Regions from separate parts of the Homo sapiens genome. Here region 2 is linked to region 1. Evidence: chromatin contacts called from ENCODE Hi-C or POLR2A ChIA-PET data. All regions are on one chromosome and are shown on one strand. Each heading gives the region's core, a stretch centred on a gene start or an enhancer-like site at or near the end of the contact. The rest is flanking DNA. Distances are from core to core; before and after follow the strand shown.

The links. Hi-C counts contacts between places; a loop is a spot of excess contacts on that map. ChIA-PET counts read pairs that join two places held with the same protein, here RNA polymerase II (POLR2A). Pooled maps may share reads with other maps.
Region 2: a map of sciatic nerve shows a loop between it and region 1 (19-fold over the local background). The contact joins the enhancer-like site here to the promoter of SSR1 in region 1. A Hi-C loop is called at or near these places in 1 of 168 maps with a recorded cell type or tissue (sciatic nerve), 1 of 37 single-sample maps with no recorded cell type and 6 of 50 pooled maps. POLR2A ChIA-PET finds 5 or more read pairs at or near these places in 3 of 52 experiments (CD4-positive, alpha-beta T cell, HEK293 and naive thymus-derived CD4-positive, alpha-beta T cell).

What each region holds. Positions count from the first base shown.
Region 1 is chr6:7,311,648-7,316,047 of GRCh38, forward strand. SSR1 (signal sequence receptor subunit 1) reads right to left here and starts at 1,552. Exons shown (of 8, transcript NM_003144.5): 1 at 1,395-1,552. The coding sequence starts at 1,473. RefSeq lists enhancers at 716-1,584, 1,585-2,451, 1,788-1,857, 1,868-1,927 and silencers at 1,008-1,057, 1,188-1,297.
Region 2 is chr6:5,172,537-5,176,595 of GRCh38, forward strand. All of the region lies in intron 2 of LYRM4 (LYR motif containing 4), which reads right to left. The region is part of intron 3 of LYRM4-AS1 (LYRM4 antisense RNA 1); the gene reads left to right. Among named protein-coding and RNA genes, the nearest start is that of MIR3691, 26 kb to the left of the region's middle. Within about 2 kb of position 2,420, at least 9 of the 41 ENCODE cell types and tissues checked have a DNase peak (open chromatin) inside an H3K27ac peak, as active enhancers do; they include CD4-positive, alpha-beta T cell, where a contact is called at or near this core.

The DNA.
Region 1 (4,400 bases), core at 302-2,801:
TGGAATATAAAGGCCTTTCATAAATATTAAACAATTTTATTATTTTAATGTTAACCAATAACAATTTTGTCCCCATGAAGTCTAACAGTCTTCATTCAACTGGAAAAACCAAACACAAAAACCGTTTCTCACAAAAAATGTTTACAAGATATTAATTCAGTTTAGATAATGAATTCATGCTTCTTGAAAGTTTTTATAACTTGAAAATAGTTATAAATAGTTCTAAAACTAAAACTACATTTGTCAAGTTTTCTTTTAAAAAGCTTAAAGAGTACCAGCAAACGACTCCTAAAGTAAAAAATCTTGTTAAACCTGCAGATTAACTCATTAACAGTTGTTTAATTCTCCCACTTGGTTTTCTAGCCATTAAACAGAAGCCAGTCACTTCACTTTTCATCGCAAAACAACTCGTGAATACCTGTCACTACCGTTAAGACACACAGCTTGCTTAAACTTACAGAATGAAAGGGATGCTTAGTCAGACTAATTATTTCACTTTACAAATTAGAAAGTCGAAGTTCACGACAAAACCTGTGCAGGAAGTCAAGTTGCCATATTTTTATATTCTGCTAAGTTATTTTCACACTTAATTGCTGGGTTAATTGTTGAAAGAATAAATCTATGTATTAAAAACACTCGAAGTAGGCCACATTTTTTCAGCACAATACGATGTTTCCACAAACAAAAAATTGTTCCATGGAAAGACAAGAAGAGGAAGAAGGCAGAAGGGAGACATCCCACAGGGATTCTTCAGTCTGCTTGGCAGCAGGGGCGGATAACGGGGGTGACGATGGGGTAGTTTTTCTGAAATCAAGCCTCCTAGTAACACATACGGGTCAAGCAGGGCGTGAACAAGGCAGATGACCATTGAACAAGACACTCTGATGGCTTAGATGTGTAGAAAACAAGGGTTTTGGCAAATGAATGAAGACGGACTCCCGGCGTGGAAGCTAAAGACACGTCAGCCCTGAGCGCGAGGGGCTGGGGGTGGAGCGGAGCCGGAGGTGGCCAAAAGAAACAGCCCGGCTGCGGCGCGCTCGGAGCGCAGCCGTGTCCAGCGCCTCCTCCTGCAGCCGAGGACCCTCCAGTTCTGGCCGCTCCTGCAGGCGAGGGTCCAGGGCAAGAGGAGCAAGCCCAGCCCTCGGCCGGCCACGAAGCAAGGTCGCCCGGGCACGGCCCCGCGCTCCGCGTGCAAGGGGCAGGCCGCAGCGGGGTCTCCAGCGCCCGCGGGGACCCCTGCTGCTACGAGCCTAGGCTTGGGGAGAGGGCGGAGAGAGGCCAGCGGGGTGGACGCGGACCCCAGGACCCGGAGCGGCCACCGCCTCCAACTTCAAACTTGCCATCACTGGCATCTCCTTCCTGGCCATCCCCTCCGCACACTCCCCCAGCCTCACCTCTGGGGCCGCCTCGGAACAAGACAGTGGCAGGGAACACGAGTAAGAGAAGCAGCAGCAAGCGGGGGAGGAGTCTCATGGCGCTGCCGGTCCAGTGTCCAGTTTCCGTCGGCTAAGGCTCTCGGCGGCTCCGGCGGTAATGGCGTTACTCTTCATCCGGGCTCCGGGCAGCGAGGGGCGGGACACGTACCGCGCACGGGCCTTTGCCACGCCCCTCCCTGGACCAGGGACCGCCGCCGACGTGGCTGCTCAGCGCGGAGAGGTGGGGAGAGCAGGCCACCGGGAAGTCACGTGGCCGGCTGCTGCCTCTTTGTGGCTCCCGCGAGAGTCCGCCTTCCGCCGCAGTTGCGACCCGGCAGCTTGCGGTTAGCCGTTCTTTCCGCCCAGTTCTTTACTTCCAATTAATTAGCATTGTCAGTGGTTACTTTATTTGAATGACGATCCTCTTGATAACGGCGATGTAAGGAACATGAGCTGCCTTTATGTGGCACTTAAAAGCAAAAAATTTTGTTGGAAGAGAGGACATTGTTCAAAGGAAAAACCATGAAAATACACAGTGGAAAATCTTTGTCCCCTGTCTGCCCACACCCTCTCCCATGGTTAAGTAATGACAATTCTTAAATTATTATTTTTGAGACGAAGTCTTGCTCTGTCGCCCAGGCCAGAGTTCAGTGGCACCATCTCTGTTCACCGCAACCTCCGCCTCCCGGGTTCAAGCGATTCTCCCGCCTCAGCCTCCTAAGCAGCTGGGACTACAGGCGCGCACCACTACGCCCGGCTAATTTTTGTATTTTTACTGGAGACGGGGGTTTCACCATGTTGGCCAGACTAATCTCAAACTCCTGACCTCAGGTGATCCACCCGCCTGGGTCTCTCAAAGTGCTGGGATTACAGGTGTGAGCCACTGCGCCTGGCCAGCAATTCTTAAATTCGTATGTGACATTCCAGAATTATAAGTCACCTAAACAGTGTTTTGGTATGTAGTCAGCATTTGTAACTATACAATAGGTGCAGCAATGGCTGTCCAGTTTTCTTTAGTTTCCTTTTCATCTATTTTGGATTTGAGTTGCTGGAGTAATATAGCAGTTCATGAAATTAATCTGAATATTAAGTAATCTTGGTCTGGACCAGAGTGAGATGTCATAAAGATGAGGAAATAAATCATATGCTTACTATTGTCAATCACCTCCTTAGAGCTGTGCTTTTTCATTTAATTTTCTAAACCTCTCTATGAGCTGGATATTATTTACTGAGGAGAAAACAGACCCAGAGAGGTTAGTAATTTACTCAAAGCTTCAAAACGCTAGCAAACGGCAGATGCAAGATTTGAACAAGGCTATCTGGTTCCAGATTCCATACACTACTGACCTAGGACATTTGCTGTTCTACTCCTGCATTGTTTCCGCTTCAGGTCTCCTTGTCCTGGGGGCTGTAAATGCAGCTTGGACCCACTGCCACCACTACCTACAGTCTGCTAAAGTCACAGCCTGATGGTGCTGGGCTGAATCAACCAAATTCCACTCTGCCAGGCCACCAGTGGCACCGCTGCTGTGTTGCTGCTGCTACTAGGGCGCCCAGCATAAGTGGAGGGCCTCCTCTCACTTTGCTGCTGCCTCTGCTCCTGTGCACGCTACCAGTGTTGCCACTCTATGTCAGAGCTGTGTCTGGAATAGGGTTCTTGGTCTCACTGACTTTAAGACTGAAACCGCAGACCCTCGTGCTGAGTGTTACAGTTCTTAAAGTCCAGAGTTTGTTCCTTCATCATGTTCGGATGTGTTCCGAGTTTCTTCCTTCTGGTGGGTTCATGGTCTCACTGGCTCAGGAGTGAAGCTACTAGACCATCGCAGTGAGTGTTACAGCTGTTAAGGTGTCCATTCCTCCTGGTGGGTTCATAGTCTCGGTGGCTTTAGGAGTGAAGCTGCAGACCTTCGCGGTGAGTGTTACAGCTCATAAAGGCAGTGAGCAGCAGCAAGATTTATTGCAAAAAACAAAGCTTCTGAGAGGTGACAGCATGCTGGCAGTACTCAGCCCTCGCTCGCTCTCGGCGCCTCCTCTGCCTGGGCCCCCACTTTGGTGGCACTTGAGGAGCTCTTCAGCCCACCGCTGCACTGTGGGAGCCCCTTTCTGGGCTGGCCAAGGCCGGAGCCAGCTCCCTCAGCTTGCCGGGAAGGTGTGGAGAGAGGCGTGGGCGGGCGGGAACTGGGGTTACGCGCGGTGCTTGCCAGCCAGTGCGAGTTCCGGGTGGGCGTGGGCTTGGCGGGCCCTGCAGTGGGAGCGGCCAACTGGGCCAGGCGGGGGGCAGTGAGGGGCTTAGAACCTGGGCCAGCAGCTGCTGTGCTCGATTTCTCACCGGGCCTTAGCTGCCTTCCCGCGGGGCAGGGCTCGGGACCTGCAGCCCACCATGTCTGAGCCTCCCCCAACCCCATGGGCTTCTGTGCAGCCGGAATCTCCCCGACCAGCGCCACCCCCTGCTGCACGGTGCCCAGTTCCTTCCACCACCCAAGGGCTGATCAGTACAGGTGCACAGGCATGGGACTGGCAGACAGCTCCACCTGCAGCCCCAGTACGGGTTCCACGGGGTGAAGCCAGCTGGGCTTCTGAGTCTGGTGGAGACGTGGAGAACCTTTATGTCTAGCTCAGGGATTGTAAACACACCAATCAGCACCCTGTGTCTAGCTCAGGCTTTGTGAATGCACCAATCGACACTTTGTATCTAGCTACTCTGGTGGGACCTTGGAGAACCTTTGCGTCCACGCTCTGTATCTAGCTAATCTAGTGGGGACGTGGAGAACCTTTGTGTCTAGCTCAGGGATTGTAAACGCACCAATCAGTGCCCAGTCAAAACAGGCCACTCGGCTCTACCAATCAGCAGGGTGTGGGTGGGGCCAGATAAGAATAAAAGCAGGCTGCCCTGAGCTTAGCAGCGACAACAGGCTCCAGTTTCTTTCCATGCTGGGAAAATATCTGTTCTTTTGCTCTTTAAGCTCATATTGCCTTTATGAGTTA
Region 2 (4,059 bases), core at 1,170-3,669, 2.1 Mb before region 1:
TGAGCATCTCGTGTTCTCACATCCTGGACCTGTGGGGCTGAAAGTTCCTCTCTGCAAAGGGAGGACCACACAAATGACTGCACCTGGTCCAAAGGGCTCCCCAGCATCTCACAGACACTGTTTTGTTTATCACACAGACAGAAACACGCACCAAAAATCATTCTCATGCTCACAAAGTCAAAACCCTGATGTTTGCATTAATTCTAAAGAGACACGTTAAGGCACTTGAGAGACTAAAATTATTCCTTGATGATTTTCAGAAATACTAATTTTATTCCTTCCTTTCTCCCCCAAAATACTAATAAAGCAATATGGCATTATTTCAGTGACCTATAGGGCTAGCAGCCAGTTACATTCTACTCTTTCACATTAGATGATAAAAACAACCTCCCCAAATGATCTGGAGTCAAGCTGAAGAGCAGCTTCTTCACTGCCAATAAATCCATTTTCTAATTATTCAGAAAGACAGGTTTGTCTTTGGCCCTGACTGCATTAAAAATACCGGAAGTATCATTGCTTTAATGTGCATTATAGAAACATGACTCCCCAAGTGAATCTGATCCATTAATAACATCTCTTTAACTGCTAATGACTTCTGCAGACATGTAATAGAATATTTTATGGCTGTTTTCAACCATCTGTCCTTCTTTCTTTCAATATGAATTTGCCAGAGATGTAATGAAATTTCCTGTCCTCTGTGCCATTACATGTTTGTTAATACCAACACACCAATCAGACACATCAACGCTGTTATGCTCACTATACATGGAGCTATGCTCTGAGCACTGCTCAAGGAATGAGAACCTTCTGTCTCCAATATTCTCTTAGGCTACCCTTGAGCTAGCCCAAGTTTCTAACCTCTGTATGAGCACATTCATGTATGTTCTCGAGATTTGTAGGGCTAATGAATCACGAAGTCTGAATCAGTCATACAATAAGAGTTCTAAGAACAAATACCTGCATTAAAGATGCCACACTTTAAAAAGTTAAACATGATGTGTAAAATTACAATCCTTTTCTTTTCTATGAATGATATCCTACATTAACACATTTGAAATTCAACTAAATTATGCTTTTGAACAGTTAATGAGTACCCCAGTGATCAATATTTCATATTTTCAACTTTTTTCATTTACAAATTCTTTGATTGAGTACTATATGCTAATCACCTTTCATAAAACAGTCCATTGCTCTGAGTGTACGGCTCATGTTTAAATATGTATGCAGAAGAGAAATCCATTTGATAAAAAGATATGTCCTGAATTAATGCGGTGGGTTTTAAAATATAGCCGTAACCTGCTTTAAGGCAGGTTAGACATAGAGTTGCTTTCAATAGGAAGCTGTGCTGGAGACAACAGGCAGATTCCTGGCAGTATGGGTTGCTGTGGTATGAAAAGATCTGTGAAGTGACACTGGAAACTATAGACTGGGGGGCTTTGTTTCGAGGCCTGGGGTAAATGCAGGTCCAAGGAGGAAGCTTCCATTTTGTCCTGAGCCCCAGGATTCTGTGAGAACTGCAACCCAGTGTGCAAAGTGCAGAAAGCTGCCTCCTCTTCGCTCTCTCAGTTCTCTTTTGTTGTCAGACCTGATGTTTTCCTTAGTAGATTCTCTGGAAACATTCTCTGTTTTTTTTTAAGTTAGGGCAAAGAAAAAATAAAGAGTCTTTCACAATCAGCTGTTGGTGTTTAGAGCTTACAACGCATTTTGCAGTGAATGCTCTACAGAGTATCAAAAAATTCATTAAAATTTCACCTGCACAGAGAAAACACAACTAATTTTACCCCTACAGGGCATCAGCTGTGTTACTAAGGACAGTGTCACCTTTAAAGTCAATTCCTGTGGTTGAAATGAGGACTATATGCATCTGTCCTGCTTCCGGCTCCAACCAGAAGTGGTAATGAGGAGAGACAGACGGATGCACAATGATAGTCTTCACAAAAGCTCGAGTTTCAAAATGAAAGGGGAGAGTACTCAGCGCGTCGCATCCTGTTTGGTGTCACTAGGACCTTTCTTCTCAGAGGAAGGAGGCTATTTATAAACTTAATGGTTACTTCAAGGAGGGCAGGCAGAAAAATAAATCTTTAGCTTCAGATTTCTTAAATCTTCTCTTGGTCACTGTTTATTTTGTCTAATTTTCTATAACTTTTATTTAGTCTTTACACTTATAATTGGTAACTGGAAGGTCCCCAATACTAAATTAAGGTGTGTATATATAAACATATATTATCCCCCCTCTCTTTTGAACAGATGTTGTCATGCTTAGGACAAGTTTAAATTCTAACAAACGTCGAGAAAGGCTGAGAATATAAAAGATAAGCAAGGCTTAACGTCAAAATTGAAGCTCTCTTTCAGTTTTATACAGCTAATCATTAAAGTTCTGCTCCTCAGCCAATTCAGCTTAGACACATCACACACGTAATTAATGCACAAAATGCTGCCATTCATGTGCAGATGAAGGAAGGATGCGGTCTATTTATTGAGCGCCTAGATTCTCAGTTACAAGAATTCTTTGCAAATATGATTTAAAGTAAGTAGTATTTAAAGAAGCAATGGCATTCCAGACCCCAATGTGGAAATTTCTGGGGATAAACATAAATGTGCAATCTTAAATAATGCCTTGTTTTATGAGTTCTGGGTCTTTCAAAGAGGGGCTCAGAGCCAGTGCATAGACAAGAGCATAAACCCAGATCTCATGGTATGCTTTTAAAACATTATGAAGCAATATTTCAATATCTAATTTCACATTAAAATGGGAAATCTGGAAACACAAGGACTTCATTCCCACCTCCGTTTGGAACAGCTGTCCTTTAAAACGTAGAGGCCTTCTAGTCAGCCACAGCGCCCTCCACTGGCACTTCTACACATGCCAGCCTCATCCTTCACTTTCCTGCTCGACCTGTGGATTCAAGAGGGAATAGGACACAGGTGGAGTTCTAGGCCCTTATCCTTGAACTGGATTGAGGAAGGGATGGGAGAGGAGAATTAAAGAAGAAAATCAGGAAAAACCATTTCCTGAGGTTTCCAGGATAAAGGGCCAGTGGAATACTAAGGAGAGGGGGCCTGTGGTGGTTTTAAAACAGGGTCACACATTTTGTGACACCCCTGCCATTGAGAATCGGGGGTCTATGTTCCCACACTTTGAATCTGAGCCTGTGACTCCTTTGACCAAAAAAATATGGCAGAAATGAAACTACATATTTCCAAGGCTGTTTCACAAAAGGCCACACAGCTCTGCTCTGTCCTCCAGAACACTCTCCTCTGCAGTTCTGCCCACCAAGTAGGAAGTCGCACTGCTCTGAGGCTACCACGATGTGAGGAAGCCCCGGCCACACAGACATTCTGCTCTACAGCTGCTGCTGATCCTGGCCTAGGCACCAGACCTGTCTCCGGGTGATTCCAAACCCCAGCCATTTGAGTACACCCAGTGTTACAGTCTTCCCAGCTATGGCTGATAGCATGTGCACTATCAGCATTCCCGGCCCAGATAATCTGTGAGTTATAACAAAAATGGTGGTTGTATTACGCTATTAATTTTTTTTTTTTTTTGAGACAGAGTCTCGCTCTATTGCCCAGGCTGGAGTGCAGTGGCGTGATCTCAGCTCACTGTAACCTCTGCCTCCCGGGTTCAAACTATACTTCTGCCTCAGCCTCCCAAGTGGCTGGGACTACAAGCATGTGCCACCATGCCTGGCTAATTTTTGTATTTTTAGTAGAGATGGGGTTTCACCATATTAGCCAGGCTGGTCTTGAACTCCTGACCTCATGATCCACCCGCCTCAGCCTCCCAAAGTGCTGGGATTACAGGCATGAGCCACCGTGCCTGGCCTACGCTATTAAATTTTAAGGTGGTAGAAACAGATTGTTGGTATACTAAGGCCTACGGAATACTAAGAAATTATCTGAAATGGCTTCTTTGGTGCTACCAGTGATACTGTCTGTTAGCCTTTGCTGGGTTCTAAGCTTTACCTGAGATAATCAAATTGAGTACTCACCTGTCTGCTGTCCGTTCCTCCCCTCCTCAGGAACCAATGGGAAGGAGGTTTCCTGGGCAGTTTTCAT